Regions from separate parts of the Homo sapiens genome. Here region 2 is linked to region 1. The links are chromatin loops, found by intact Hi-C in ENCODE. Cell type or tissue: dorsolateral prefrontal cortex. All regions are shown on one strand.

What was found. Peaks named below come from ENCODE experiments on the same cell type or tissue, not always from the same donor. Only the 100,000 strongest peaks of a DNase experiment are listed, where the experiment ranks them.
Region 2: it touches region 1 in a loop (7-fold over the local background); 10 of 110 quality-filtered maps call a loop at or near these places.

Annotation. Positions count from the first base shown.
Region 1 is chr9:85,606,074-85,614,073 of GRCh38, reverse strand. All of the region lies in intron 17 of AGTPBP1 (ATP/GTP binding carboxypeptidase 1), which reads left to right. Among named protein-coding and RNA genes, the nearest start is that of AGTPBP1, 130 kb to the left of the region's middle. In dorsolateral prefrontal cortex, CTCF peaks have their summits at 3,601 and 3,806 (motif pointing right); a DNase peak (open chromatin) is centred at 3,792; H3K4me3 peaks cover 482 bases; H3K27ac peaks cover 5,031 bases.
Region 2 is chr9:85,258,290-85,266,289 of GRCh38, reverse strand. No RefSeq gene overlaps it. Among named protein-coding and RNA genes, the nearest start is that of AGTPBP1, 480 kb to the left of the region's middle. RefSeq lists enhancers at 7,476-8,000, 7,488-8,000. In dorsolateral prefrontal cortex, a CTCF peak has its summit at 7,329 (motif pointing right); a DNase peak (open chromatin) is centred at 7,329; H3K4me3 peaks cover 437 bases.

The DNA.
Region 1 (8,000 bases):
TAAAAATAAAAATAAAGAATTTCTTTTTTTAAAAAATCAGATTTAAGAATTTTTTTGCATTTATCAATGAATGTAATGTGACCATATAGTCTATAACCTTTGGATGTGTTATATTATGTTAATAATATTCATGTTATTAAGCCACCCTTGGATTTTAGGAATAGGTCAGCTTGGCTGTGTGAATTGATCTTTTATGATACAGCTATTTTTGATTTGTTAAAATTTTGTTTAAAGGTTTTACATCATAAGTTAGACAAGTCAGTTTCTTTTTCGAGAACTATCTTTGTCTAGTTTTGGAAGGAGGCTGATCTTACTTTGAACACTTAAATGTAAAGGCTTTTATTTTTGCACCCTATGTTCTGGAGCAGTTTAAATAACATATGTTTTAATGAAATTTGCAAAAAATGTGCCTCTAAAACTGTCTGATTCTGTACCCTTTAATTGGGTGAGAGGGGGTGCTTTTGGACTTTTTCAGAGTTTTCTATAACTCAGTCTAGACTAGTTTTTTATTTTTTGTTGAGGGAGTCTTGATAATTTGTATTATATATTTTTATGTCAGTGACATTTAGATTTTAAAAATTCAGTAGCAGAAATTTGTGTGCTATCTGCAATATGTATATTTGCTTATTCTCTGGATTAGTTTTTTCCAATTTTTTGGTACTTAAAACTTATTTTGTTGTTTTATAATTTTAAAAAGCTGGTTTATTCATTATTTCTATTGGAATTTTTTATACTTATTAATTTCTCTCTTTACCTCTCTGCAGGCTGATTTTTTTTTCTTTTTCTAACTTCTGGTATGTTTACCTAAATTTATTTTTGTCTGTTGATCAAAGTATTTAAGTTTCAAATTTTCTCTTGATTACAACTTCTGTATTTCCCTTTCAAATTTTAATATTAAGATCTCCTTGTTATTTTTTATATTACTTGTATGTAATGTGGTATCCTTTAGATTAGAATTATTTAGGCAAGAGTTTACATTTTAGTTGGTTGTATTATTTTTGTGAAGACTTTTCTCATTCTTTCAAATTTTAATCCATTTTGTTCACTGATGTGGAATTTATGATTTGCAGTAATTTTTTGTGGCTTAATATCTGGTCAGTTTTGTGCTCATGGGCACTTGGAAAATAATATTCATTCTTTTTAGGCAACATAATGTAACATACATTGTTTAGTGAGGAGAAAAAAAAAAAACCTGTTTTTCTTCCTACTACTCACACCACTTCCCACACTTCTGTGCCCAAATGTGTGGGGATTATTTTCTCCACACATTCCAGTTCTTCTACTCTCCAGACACCAACTGGGTGTCCTTCCTACAATTCAGTTATGATACAAACTACCTGGAGTTAGTGCAGACCTCAAGGATTAAGGACTCAGTCTCCCACGACTGCCCCTCACTACAGATGCCAGTCAAAAGTAGTGGGTCCCCAGGTTACCATACTTCTCTCTGACTTGGTTACAAACAGGGGGTCCCATAACCCTCCTCACTTTGATAATTTGCTATGGCAGCTCACAGGACTCAGGGAAACACTGAATTACGATTCACAGTTCATTATAAAGGATAGATTTAAGGATTCAGATGAACAGCCCGATGAACAGGTAGGTCCAGAAGGGTCCTGGGTACAGGAGCTTTTTTCCCCATGGAGTTGGAGTGCCCCACCCTTCTGGCATGTGGATGCATTCATCACTTGGAAGCTCTCTGAATCCCGTGTTTTGGAGATTTTTATGGAGGCTTCATCACATCGATATGATTATTAACTCAGTTTACATCTCCTTTCCTTTCCCTTGAGGATGGAGTTTGGGGCTGAAAGTTCCAAGCTTCTTATCATGACTTGGTCTTTTTGGTGACCAATCCCCATCAAAGAGTACACCAAGAGCTGCCTCATTAGAATAGAAGTTGTTTCTATCACCAGGAAGTTCTAAGAGATTTAGAAGCTCTTTGTCAGGGAGTGGGGTCAAAGACCAAATATTAGAACAAAAGATGTTTCTGGCACCTCCATTGCTTGGGAAATGACAAGGGTTTTAGGAGCTCTGAGCCAGGAACTGGGGGGTAGAGACCAATATATATAGAGAGAGATTTCTTATTATTTCATATTTGGCTGGGCATGGTGGCTTATGCCTGTAATCCCAGCACTTTGGGAGGCTGAGGTGGGTAGATCACAAGGTCAGGAGTTCGAGACCAGCCTGACCAACATGGTGAAACCCCATCTCTACTAAAAATACAAAAAATTAACCAGGCTTGGTGGCACACACCTGTAATCCCAGCTGCTCAGGAGGCTGAGGCAGGGGAATAGCTTGAACTCGGGAGGTGGAGGTTGCAGTGAGCTGAGACTGTGCTATTGCACTCCAGCCTGGGTGACATAGTGAGACTCTGTCCCCCAAAAATATATTGTTTCATATTTAATATTATACATCTATTCAACTTTCTATATCCTTGTTTATTTTTTGTCTTCTCTATCTACCTAAGACTTAAAAATACTTAATAGTCTTTCAATTATGTTGTGTTTCTGTCAAGCCTTCATTTAAAAACTTTTTTTTTCTATTTTAATACAATGTTACTTGGCACACAGAATTTTGTAAGTTTTCCATTTTCCTTTTGCATATCTCTTTAATAGTATAAAATTATCACATTTATCTCATTCAGCATCTTTTGCCTTGAATTCTGTTTTTATATTGGTTTGAATTTGCTTGATGTATGTTTGCTTTTTTTTTCATAAATAAGAGGTTGGATTTTGTTGTTTGATCATTTGTCTTTTAATAGAGGAGTTTAACCTGTTTAAAATTCTTACAATTGATGTGTTTGGGTTTTTATGCTTTCTATTTTTGTACTTCTTTATTGTTTTCTTTATTTTTTATTTAGTGTGACACTTATTTTAGCTGTGGAATCCAAAATGTAAAATGCAAAAAAAAAAAAAAAAAAAGAAAAGCCCCTAAACCACAAGATACAGATCACGAGGCATATTCTGCATTGGATTTTTCAGTCTTGCTCCATCTGCCTTAAGTTTAATAGAGATTCCTTCCAGATTCTGATGATAAGTTGTCTATTGTGAGTTTTCTTCTTATTTCCATGTATTTGTAAGTATTTAACTAGGAAGTTAGTAGAAGCTATGGGAGCTGTTTAGGTAGATGTAATATTTTATTAAACTTATCTTTAGATTTGTTAGGTCAGTACAACATAAAGCAAATCTTGGTTTGTCTTAACATTAACAGAATTAAAAGAAAGGGACCAATATTTTGGTAAACTAGAATTTAACATTGTAAGCAATTATAACTAGCAATAATTCATTTTAAGGGTGGGGGCTGATGACCAAAGAAAGTATGTGCAGTGGAAACTTCTTCATCTGGAGGTATTTATTTAATTGTCAGACATGATTGAAATGAGGAAGTAGTATCAGTTAGGAGAGTAGCTTATTGTCTGTAATTTTTTTTTTGATTGGGGCGTGCCGGTTGGGGTACTATTTAAGTGTTGGATTCTAGAAAATGTGCCCAATAGAGGTCTTGTTCTTTGGCAGTGTCCCCAAAAAGGAACAGGCTGGCAGTTGCTTCTCTTTCAAGTTGTCCTTTTCTTTGAGCTTTTTAAAAGTGATTCTATTGAATACTTAGTGGTTTTCACAAGTGAATGATCTTAAAATTAAGCAGTTTAAAAATATTTATGTTTCACACTGTATTTTCAATTGTAAAGAGAATACTGCCTTTGAAATACTGAATTTGAGAATGTGTGTCACTAAATAGTGCTGTGTCTGTTTCAATCCATCACCCCCTCTTACCCCCCCATTACTTGGAAGGGATTTGCTGAAATTACCACCAGATGGCAGTCTTGCATTTTAGTGACTTGGAGCTTCAGTACCAAGCTTCTCTTTCACTTTCTCTCCATCTTTGTTTCTCTCAGATTTCTGAGGATTTTCAACTGCCTTCTTACATAAATTGAACATGTTTGGAACCAGGCAATAAAGTACAATTTTGGAGTCTAGTCTGTAGCATTCTCACCGCTTTGCCCACGTTAGTTAATTCAAGTCTCCTCTGCCTCCCTAGAATGGATTAGTCCCCCTGACAAATGTTCCTCATACATTTTTGCCTTTTGGGGTGCTCTTTACAGTTTAATATTATTTAGGTGTGTGGCTTTCCTACATTTCCTTCTTCTCTTTGTAATTAGTGTTATACATTGAGGTACTTTGAGACTATCTAAATATCTTGTTCCTTCTCAAGCTTTTAATGTATTATCAGTATAGACTGGGTTTCCTATTTGACTCAATGAGTTATAATTTGTTGCTATCATTATTTATTTTGATATTCAAATTGTCCAGGATTTGGCCAGTGGGATACCATTAATGCTGGTGTGTGTGCCCTTTTGAGATATCCCTGTCATTCCTTATGGGTGCCCTTGCTTTTTGGCACAAGGCCCATCTTGCTTTTCTCTACCCCTGAATGAAATCTGCCATTTCTTCAAAGAGTGCCATTTTACTTTAGTAGTGAATGATGTTTAAAAACCAAGATCTGGCCGGGCGCGGTGGCTCACGTCTGTAATCCCAGCACTTTGGGAGGCCAAGGCAGGCGGATCACCAGGTCAGGAGTTTGAGACTAGCCTGGTCAACATGGTGAAACCCCGTCTCTACTAAAAATACAAAAATGAGCCTGGCACCTGCATGTAATCCCAGCTACCTGGGAGGCTGAGGCAGGAGAATCGCTTGAACCTGGGAGGTGGAGGTTGCAGTGAGCCAAGATCATGCCATTGCACTCCAGCCTGGGCAACAAGAGCGAAACTCCATCTCAAAAAAAAAAAAAAAAAGATCTGTACACTTGGTATACACATTGCTATTGGGTTATTACTGTTTACAAACTATCTCAATGAACAATTAGGGAGTATATTTAATACATACATAATATTTACACAGTAATTCACATTTGTAGTGGTTTCCATATTTGTAGGTACATATTTATGTATGTGTGTATATAATCACACAAACACACATACACTCCATGAGATTATACTTATACCTTAACTTTCGAGCAAATAACACAGGCTTTATTCTTGTTTTCTTTCCATATTTACAACTTTCTTCTCCAACAGAGATAATTTTGGGCCCCACTGTCCGTAATATATTAACTTGTTTGATCAATTCCAGTTTATGTAATAATCTCCCTGTTGTCTATTTGGACAGATGCCTTCCTCCACCCTATTGAGGGTCTGATATCCCAAATTATTCTTCCTTCCATCCTCCTGCGTGGGTTCCCTCCCTGTTTGTTTTTTTCATTTTGTTTGTAATTTCTAGTTTTAGTACACTGTGACCAGAGTTTGTAATATTTCTGTTTTGTGAAATTTGGTGTTGTTTTCCCTGTGATGTAATATATTATCAGTTTTTGTGAATGTATTGTGCTATTGAGAAGATATATTACTTATATCATCTTATATTATATCTTAATATATTATCATCAAATTCCAAGCAAAGAAGATATCTTTGCTTAAAATTTGCTGATAATATATTGTCATATATATTATCAATTTTTATGAATGTATCATGTGCTGTTGAGAAGAAGATAATAAAGAATATATCTTCTTCACATAAGAAGATATATTTTTCATCTGTATCAGGATGAGACATTTGACATTTAGATGTAAAAATTGCCACATTGATTATGTCATTTGGTTCTCTATATTTTGTTTTCTTGTTCAATTGTTCTATCTTATTCTGAGAGTGGTGTTTTGAAGACTATATCAATAGTATGTCCCTGTCGATTTCTGCTTATATCTTCTGTAGTTTCTGCCTTATGTAGGAGGTTGATCTTATCAGATGCATTGATATTAAGTATTATTATATTTTCATTATGAATTGTGACTTTGTCATTATAAAATTCCTCCTTTTTCTCATTAAATATTTTTTATTCTAAAATCTACTTTAAAGATTTCAACCCCAATTCTGTTGTTCCATCCTCTATATCTTTGCTCATTTTACTATTTATAAACAATTTAAAGTTTGTTATATTCTGTCTTCTAGTAATGCTGAAGGCCTGGGTCATGTGTGGTTTTATATGTGCTACTTATTGAATTTATTTATTTCTTCTTTGGTTGGGATGAAAAATCAAATTCTGAGACTGGAGGATAATGGCAGCCACCTGAATCTGAATCTGAAATCGCAGCTGTAATACTAGACGTGTTAGAAGCATGTATTTTTTTCTACGTAGAGTCATTGGGTGTAAATAACATGCAGCTTACGATAGATGCCTTCAGGTTTATTAGAGCTCCACTTTAAACTTTTCTTGTTCTCCTCATCTGTTAAATGAGGGTGTTAACATCAACTCCAACATTTTACAAATCTGTGATTTATAGTACATTAATGATTATGACCTAAAACACCTCATCTTTCTTTGTATTTGCACATAATATTAACCATGTTCTCAATAAAACTTTGGCCTTTACTTGGATATTATTAGGGGCTAGTGCCATTGGCACTCTGGCAATTTAATATTTTGATTATCTATATTTGAGGCAAAAAATTTACAGTTTTAAGCACACTTGTTTTACATACATGAAGGTTTATCCTTTCACTAATGAATAAATCTTGCTCAGATATAGGCTTTCCATACTATATCAGGTTGAATAGACTGGTTTATTGAGTCTGAGTTTACCTCATTTGATTGATTCTTGCTGGGGCAACTTACTTTGTCCAAATGGTTTTTGTTACAGTCAGAATATCCAAATATAGCTAACTTCACTGTGACCAGCATTTAATATGATTGTTTTAAATGTGATATGAGAATACATTGTTTTAAATGTAATGTAATAATAATTGTTTTTTATAACATTAGAACACATGAGACAAATCTAAAGTGCTATTTGACCTTAACTTGAACCTTTCACTACTTTATATAGTTAACTTTTAAAAATTGATACATAATATTTGCACATATTTATGGGGTATATGTGATATTTTGTTACATGTATAGAATGTGTCACAATCAAGTCAGGGTATTTAGGATATCCATCACCTTGATGATTTATCATTTCTGTATGTTAGGAATATTTTAAGTCCTCTCATCTAGCCATTTTGAAATATACAATATATTGTTACTGATAGTCACCCAACTCTGCTATAGAACATTAAAACATTTCTTTTCTTGAACTATATATTTACACTCATTAACCAACCTCTCTTCACCCCCCTTATCCCTCCCACACACCCTTCTCAGCTTTTGTATCTATTATTTTAATTTCTACTTCCATGAGATCAACTTTTTTACCTACCACATATGAGTGAGAACATGCAATATTTGTCTTTCTATGCCTGGTTTATTTCACTTGACATAAAGACTTCCAATTCCATCCATGTTGCTGCAAAGGACATGATTTCATTTTTTATGGCCACATTGTATTTCATTGTGTATATATATCATTTTCTATATTCATTCATCCATTGATGGATGCTGAGGTTGATTCATATCTTTGCTATTGTGAATAGTGCTACAATAAACATGGGGTGGGTGTAGGTATCCTTTCAGTATACTGATTTCCTTTACTTCGGATAAATACCCAGTAGTGGGATTGCTGGATCTTATGTTGTTTTATTTTTAGTTTTTTGAGAAATTTCTGTACTGTTTTCCATAGTGACTACACTAATTTACGTTCCCACCAACAGTATGTAAGAGTTCTCTTTTCTCCACATCCTCACTAACATCTTTTTTTTTTTTTCTCTTTTTAATAATTGCCATTTTAACTGGGGTAAGATGGTATCTCATTGTAGTTTGATTTGCATTTCCCTGATGATTAGTGATGTTGAACATTTTTTCATATGCCTGTTGGCCATTTGTATATCTTCTTTTTGAGAAATATCTATGTCCTTTGCCTACTTTTTAATGAGATTATTATGATTATTTTTTACTATTGAGTTGTTTGAGTTCCTTGTATATTTTGGATACTAATCCCTTGTCAGATAAATAGATTGTAAATATTTTCTCCCATTCGACAGGTTGTTTCTTCACCCTGTTGATTGTTTCCTTTTATTGGAGAG
Region 2 (8,000 bases), 350 kb after region 1:
AGAGTAAAGAAATCCCTTGAGCAAGCCATCCATTGCCAATGGTGTAACTCAAAATATAGAGGTGGCTCACTAATTCTGTGTCCTTCATCTCACAGAGCACCTTGTTGCCTAACCTAATCAGTATGCTGGCCAGGACTTCTCTGTGAATATCTTGGCTTCTGTTGTTCGAAGTACCTAGAGCAGAAAATGAACATCACCAGCTATAGAACATATCATATGCCTGCATTTTGACTTGCTTACTAGTAAATGTTTGTATACTTGGCAAAATTTGGTCTGATAGTTGCTTTCACAGCACCTGGAATTTGGTCTGGAGTTGCAACATAGCACTTGAAAGCGAAATTCTAAGGTAGAGGACATGTAAGCCCCCTAATAGCCAGAGACTATCAACAGTTATCAAAAGAAACTAATATTTCCTGAAGAGCCAAATTGCCTTAGGATAATTTGAAACAGGGACATTTAGATTGTTTCTAATCTTATACTATTATAAGTAATGCTGTAATGAATAACCATGTACATAGATCACTGTGCATGTGTGAATAATTTAAATTGATGATATTAATTTGTGAAGCCTTTTGTTGGACACGGAGTCTCAAATTGAGTCATCACATATGCTGTCATATGTATGCCATATAATTTGAAGAAAGAAAAGAGAACGGTTTTATCATTTTAACTAATCCCAATTGTATTATTTGTGCTTACTGTACACAGTCCTCAAACTTGTTTTGCAGCCATTCTAGGTGAAAATTCAGCTGAGAAAAGGCTATGTTGGATGACCTCACTTTATAAGTCCTTTTACTTTTTCAGACCAATTAACTCCTCTGAAAAACAAAACAAAACAAACAAAATACCCTGTCTTAGTCTGCTCTGGCTGCTATAACAAAACACCATAAACTGGCTGGCTTATGAACACAGAAGTTAATTTCTCACAGTTCTGGAGGCTGGGAAGGGGAAAACATTTAAACTATAGTACATCTTGATATACAATATAAGCATAATCTTAAATGTTCAACTGACTGACTGACTGACTATCTGACTGACTGGCTGACTGGCTGACTGACTATCTTACTGACTGACTATATATGACTGACTGGCTGGCTGGCTGACTGACTGGCTGACTGACTGACTCTCTGACTGACTGGCTGACTGGCTGACTGGCTGACTGACTGACTCTCTGACTGACTGACTATCTTACTGACTGGCTGATTGACTCTCTGACTGGCTGACTGACTGACTGACTGACTGTCTTACTGACTGGCTGACTGACTGGCTGACTTTCTTAGTGACTGGCTGACTGACTGACTGATGATCTGACTGACTAGCTGACTGGCTGGCTGACTGACTAACTGACTATTTGAATGATTGACTGACTGGCTGACTATCTGACTGGCTTACTATCTGAGTGACTGACTGACTGGCTGACTGACTGACTAACTGACTATCCAGCTGACTGACTAACTATTTGAGTGACTGACTGGCTGGCTGACTGACTGACTGACTGACTGACTATCTGACTGGCTGACTATCTGTATGACTGACTGACTATCTGACTGGCTGGCTGACTGACTGACTGAGTGACTGACTGACTGACTTTCTGACTATCTGACTGACAAACTGACTGACTGATGGACCGGCTGACTGACTGGCTAACTGGGTGACTGACTGACTGACCAGTGACTATCTGGCTGGCTGACTGACTGACTGACTATCTTATTGACTGTCTGACTGACTGACTGGCTGACCAAATGTCTCACTGGCTGACTGACTGTCTGTCTGATGGACTGGCTGATGGGCCTGGGTCACCCTGGAAGAAATATATTAAAGTGGGAGTTGTGGCATCTGTTGCAGGTTGGACTCTTCCTTTCAGCACCCAAGTTATCAATTTATCAGAAGCTCTTTTTTTTTTCAGTAAGAAGCCAACCGTCCCCATGAAAAATAAACAACACCAAAGGAAAAGCAGCTTATAAATTATTGCTAACAGATTTATGGTATTTACAGAGGGCTGATTAAACAAAAACTAAAAGAAAACAAAAGATTAAAAAAACCTCAAAACTTTCCCAAGCAAATCTCTGAGTTTAGGCAGCTTCTGTTGCACCCTCTCAGCTGCAAACAGGACCTACCTGAGGTGAACCTGTGATATAAACTAACTTTTTTTCTACAAATTTTCCCTCTGGTAGTGACCCTTTCTCTCCTTTCAGGTGTCTGGGACCTTGCCCTCTTCACCTCTTTCTTCTATCAAAACAGAGAGAGAGATCTGATAACCAACCATTGACATTTGTTGACTGATGTTGACTGATTATATTTTGACTGGAACTCAAATTCATCAGCACCCTGTCTGAAACAGCCTTGTGAAGTTTAAGCCTTTTAGCTATAATTATGGGATGAAAGGTGTTCCATTCTAGTTAAAAGAATTTCAGGCATCAGCAGATGGGAAGGTAGAGGTGAAGGTCCACTCAGCCACCTCTGAATGTGATCCTGACTTTTTTCGGGGGGGGTATTTTTTCCTACAATAAATCCCTAGCTCCATTGTGGAGAATAATGCAGGGGCTGGCAGAGATAAAGCCAGACCAAGGATTGTTTAGATAAGAACAGGCAGTGACTTCTAGAACCTTCTAGATCTTGCTCCCACCTTCCCTGCTTGATCATAGTCAAATCTTGTTCCTCACTACTTCAATGAAATCCCTGACTTGAACTCTTTCGTTTCAAGTTTTCATGACATGTACTTTACCCATTCTGAGGGTATTCTGGTAGTTTAGTGATTACTTAATACTTTTTTCCTATCTTAAGCTCCTGTTTCTGTCATACTGAAAGCACATTTGGCCATTATCTCTACCTCAGGTGAAGTAAAAAACAGAAAATATGTCATGAATACGTAGCTCATTAATTAGAATTTAAAGGCATAGTTACCAAGAAAGCTTGGGAATTAAGAATCTGGGTTTTCAGTGTCCCTTTGGGATATATATGTTTGAAAGAAGTGTTTCCTTTGAGTCCTAATATCCAAAGTAAGTGTTATCCCTGTCTCACCTATGAGGAAATTCATACTTGGCTGTCTAGTCATTTGCCTAAGAACACCTAGCTGGTTAAGTTGTGGAGTGAAGATTTGAGCTCAGTTATGCCTCGCTTCCAAGTCATGCTCTTCCCACTATGGCATAAGAGTAAAAAATGGTTTTATTCCCCAGGGCTTCTGTATCTTTAGCTATACCAAGAAAGAGATAGTCATCATTTCTAACACTGGGCTGAAATATGCAGGACTTATTTAAAGGTAGCCAATGAGTATCACTATTTTTAATATCTGATTGCTGTCTTCCAAATTTTTTGGTCCAAAATTTTCTGAGAGAAGTTTCATTAATTTCCTGATTATAATGGTCCTGATTCTTGCCAGAAGCTGGCAAAAATAAATGCAAAGCGGACAGAGTAGGCTGTATTACTTTTCAAGCAATAATTATTAATGTAAAAACAAATGAGAGAGAGGTATTTTATGAGACAAAAAGCATGAACGCTTGTTTCTGTCTCGGTGGACATATGTCTTAGTGAGTAGGTTAAAAGTTTACCCAAATACATTTTGGTTATCTGTACAATTTCAAACCTGAAATCGATAAGTCTTATCAGAACATTTTTATGACTTCAGGGAGGTTATCACCATCTTAATATAGTGATGAAGACAAAAGCCAGACCTCAGGAGAGGTCAGAACTGAGTAATCAAATTAACATCTGTTAGGACTGACTCAGTCCAGTCTTCAAGGTCAACATATTCACAAATGTCAAAATGTCTGAATGAAGAGATGGTAATCATTGACCCTGAAACCTTCTGGGGCTTGGCAGGAAGCTGTGGGGGAGATAAATAGCTTTTTGTTGAGATAGCAAATGCATGTTTGGATACATACTTCCTTATTTCTCTCTTTTGAAATAAGAGGAAATGCCAAAGCCAAGTCTCCATTAACCACGGTCCTACTGGATGGTGATAAACAGATCCTTGAGGTCCTGCTTTCCCACAACCATCTTCTCTGGAATTATAATTCAGAGCTCTTGACAGATATTATTTACCTGTTCTTTCTTTTACTTATTAACCCTGAAGAGAAATGGGAAAGAGGTGGGCATTCCGAAAAAGAAAAGGGGAGAGAGGCATGGCTACTCAATAGAGGGATACAGGTCCAATTTTGCACTGAAAAGCTTTATATTTCATACAGTTTTGCTATACCATCGTTAACCTGTTAATCTCTCTTTTTTTTTTTTTTTTTGAGACGAAGTTTTGCCCTGTCACCCAGGCTGGAGTGCAGTGGTGCGATCTCGGCTCACTGCAAGCTCTGCCTCCCGGGTTCATGCCATTCTCCTACCTCAGCCTCCCTAGTAGCTGGGACTACAGGCGCCCGCCACCACACCCAGCTCATTTTGGTTTTGTATTTTTAATAGAGACGGGGTTTCACCGTGTTAACCAGGATGGTCTTGATCTCCTGACCTTGTGATCTGCCTGCCTCGGCCTCCCATTAACCTGTTAATCTCTTAACAAAGTCTATAAACTGAAAGCTTTTTGCACTGTAGATTAGAAATTGAATTTCTACTTGTAATAGAAATCTGGACTTGGATTTTTATTTTTTTAAACCCAAAACCTTAGTAGAACTGACAAGGGTACTCTTTACAGTCTACAATTTAGGGGCCTAAATGAAAATTGAGGTGGTGTAAATTCCTGAGGACGTAAACTTTATCTGTTTTTCCAGAATGTATTGCTAATGCCCAGAGAAGTGGAGAAGTAGGTCATCTCTGTCACCAGCTTAAAGTCTCCAGGTACATTTTCTCTCAAAAAGTGAAGCAAACCAGTTCACTGTAATGTGATGAACATAGTGATGGTAAGTTTACTGTGATAAGGGAGATAAACTGCGCTGGAGGTTTGAGTTCTCGTGTTAAATCTTTTAAAGAAGCTCTGATTTTTTTGGGAGTGAGAGTTAGGGCCTATGAAACCCCCTTTTTTTTTAATGGAAGAATCAACAAGTACCTTACTCATTTGTCAAATGTTGGTGCCAATCATGGCTGACTGGCAACTTGTTTTTGTGCCCATTGAGATTGACTTGACTTTTAACTGGGATATATGGGCAAAGATCATGTGGTGATGGCCACTTCTCTATACTGGCCACAAAACAATGACAATTATGGAATATAGTTAAACGGACATTATAGCTCAGCTACATGGCTGGTAGGAGAAAAGAGTTTTGCTGCTGCCTACAGATTAAAATAACCCATAGAAAATCACACAAAATAATTGTAATCAGCAGATAGTAATTGGCTATGTCCATGAGACTTGGCCGTAGTCTAGCTGGTTTACCTGGGTATGTAGCATGCAGTAGTGAAAAAAGCAGTAGGACTGGGATGAGAAACCTGAATTGAAGTGCGAACTCTGGCACTTATTAACTGGGTTTACCTTGAGGAACTTACTTGACCTGTCTGGTTCCTGGTTATTTACCTCCTTAACAACATTGTCAGGGGTCCTGCAGGATTTTTCTGAAGGAAAATGTTGCCCTTCAAAATAAGACCCTTAAAGAAAAGATGCGTCTCTCAGATTTCATCCTATAAATTATCCATAAGGTAGATTTCCTACTATGCTTTTCAATCCTAAATTGGCTTCTGCTGCTATTGGGACATTTCCAAGCAAACTCCCCCTGCCAAACAGCCAGTATGTTTATGGGAATAAATAGCTGAATTCTCATGCTCTCACTCTTCAAGGAGAAAAAGCACACCTTCCAAGCCATATGCGGAGAAAATCTCCAGTGGCCTCTCTTATCTTATCCTGATGTTAAACATTCCTGGTCCTACATAAATCCATTAAAGGTCTCCTCCTGCCAACATATATCATCACAGCCTGCAGCAATATTGAGGATAATAATAACAAGTGGTAAGTGTGACATGGCCTTTGACATTCCAGCAACCTCAGATTCTTGATTTTATATGGAGTTGCTGGATTCCCTTAGCCCCATTTTTAAAGATTGTATGCAAGGCATGAGCTGCTGGATTAATGAGATGGATGTCTGTTTCACAATGAGGTTAGGAAGTAACCTAAATTTTGATAAAAGTGAGCAATGTTGTTAGCAAACGTGCTTATAAGAAAAGTCTCAGACAGGCATAGTGGCTCACACCTGTTAACCCCAGCACTTTAAGAAGCTGAGGTGGGTGGATCACTTGAGCTCTGGAGTTCGAGGCTAGCCTGGGCAACATGGTGAAACCCTATCTTTAAAAAATATATATATATATATGTAAAAATTAGCCAGGCACGGTGGTGTATGCCTGTGGTCCTAGCTAGTCTGGTGGCTGAGGTGGGAGGATTGCATTGAGCCCAGGAAATCTAGGCTGCAGTGAGCCATGATTGTATCACTGCACACCAGCTGGGAGTGACAGAGAAAAACCCTGTCTCAAAAAAAAAAAAAAAAAAGAAAGGAAAGAAAGAAAGAAAGAAAGAAAGAAAGAAAGAAAGAAAAAACTTTGTAAACTTTCACTTACAGAAAAATATGACGATTCTTGGTGTAGATGTCTTTTGTTTAGAAATCTGTGATTATTTTCTTAAATTGTCAAATTAAAAAGAAATGGCATAAGAATCGTATTAAACTCAGGAAATGGTAGTATTTGGTTATATTTTCCTTTCTACTTTTCCCATCATGCATTTCCATATCAGTAGGCATTAAAAGACAGTGACCACATTTTTGCAGATTTCCTCTTAGAACAGCGGCTGCACCGTGTGAACTAGCAGAGTAAAGAAGGGACTAATGCGTTGAACTTCAGCCGTATGCCAAGTTCTGTGGTGTCAGACTTGATTTCCTCATCTGTAAAATGTATCAGGATAATAATAATGCATGCATTTTTCAGTCATTGGGAGCGTTGATGAGAAAAATATAGATGAGTCTAGTAAGGCAAGATTGTCTTTGAGGCAGGTTCTCACTTCTTGAAACATCTCGGTATTCTGAGTAGATCAATGTCCCTGAAGTCCTGGGGTCAAAGTTTTCTATTAAGGAAGAACTACGTAATCATGCTTAGTAACTGGTAGATGACTCATAACTTCTGAAAGTGAATTGTCCTAAGATGTATGTTTGGTTGAGATGGAAGTTTAAGAATCGATCCTTAAAGATGATGGTTCCAGAAGTGAGACACCGGCAGGGGCAGATTCTTTTGGGGCATGGGTGGCAATGGAGAGGGTGGGCAGAGTCAGCTTCTTCCGACAGCACACCACGATCTTCCCCATCCCTGGAGGATGGCAGTGGCTGAGAGGTGTTGTGCGTTTCCAGCTTCGTCATAGAGCCAGCTGGGGTACGCACGTTCCCTTGAAGATGCTTCATGGCTTGTCCATGAGAGGGCACTGGTGCTCTAGCTTGCCCTTGCCAGAGTCTGTCTGAAGATAGATCAGGAGTGCTTGGCCACTTGTACCACAGCTGTGGCTATGTGCATTGGAAATTATATAGAGGGAAACTCAGGGGCTCTGTCCTTTTGCCCAGCTTAGTATATCTGTGGTCTTCAGACTCTGGCTGCCAACTGATAAACCTACTGCCCATATGTGGAAGAGCAAGTGCCAGGTGTAATGGGTATTTATACAATTAGTGCAACAAGTCTGTAATTCAGTATTATACTTGAAAGAGGCACCAGGACCCCACTGCCCCACCCCCCGCTCCTGCAGAAGCCCTCCAAAGGAAGGAAAAGGGACTCTCGGCGGCTGGCAAGATGGCAGAATAACAGCTCTGGTCTGCAGTTCCCAGCAAGATCATCACAGAACGTGAGTGATTTCTGCATTTTCAACTGAGGTACCCAGCTCATCTCATTGGGACTGCTTAGACAGTGGGTGCAGCCCACACATGGCAAACAGAAGCAGGGTGGGGCATTGCCTCGCCCAGGAAGTGCAAAGGGTCAGGGAACTCCCTCCAATACTCAAGGGAAGCCATAGCGGACTGTGGCATGAGGAACGGTGCATTCTGGCACAGATACTATGCTTTTCCCAAGGTCTTCGCAAACCACAGGCCAGCAGATTCCTC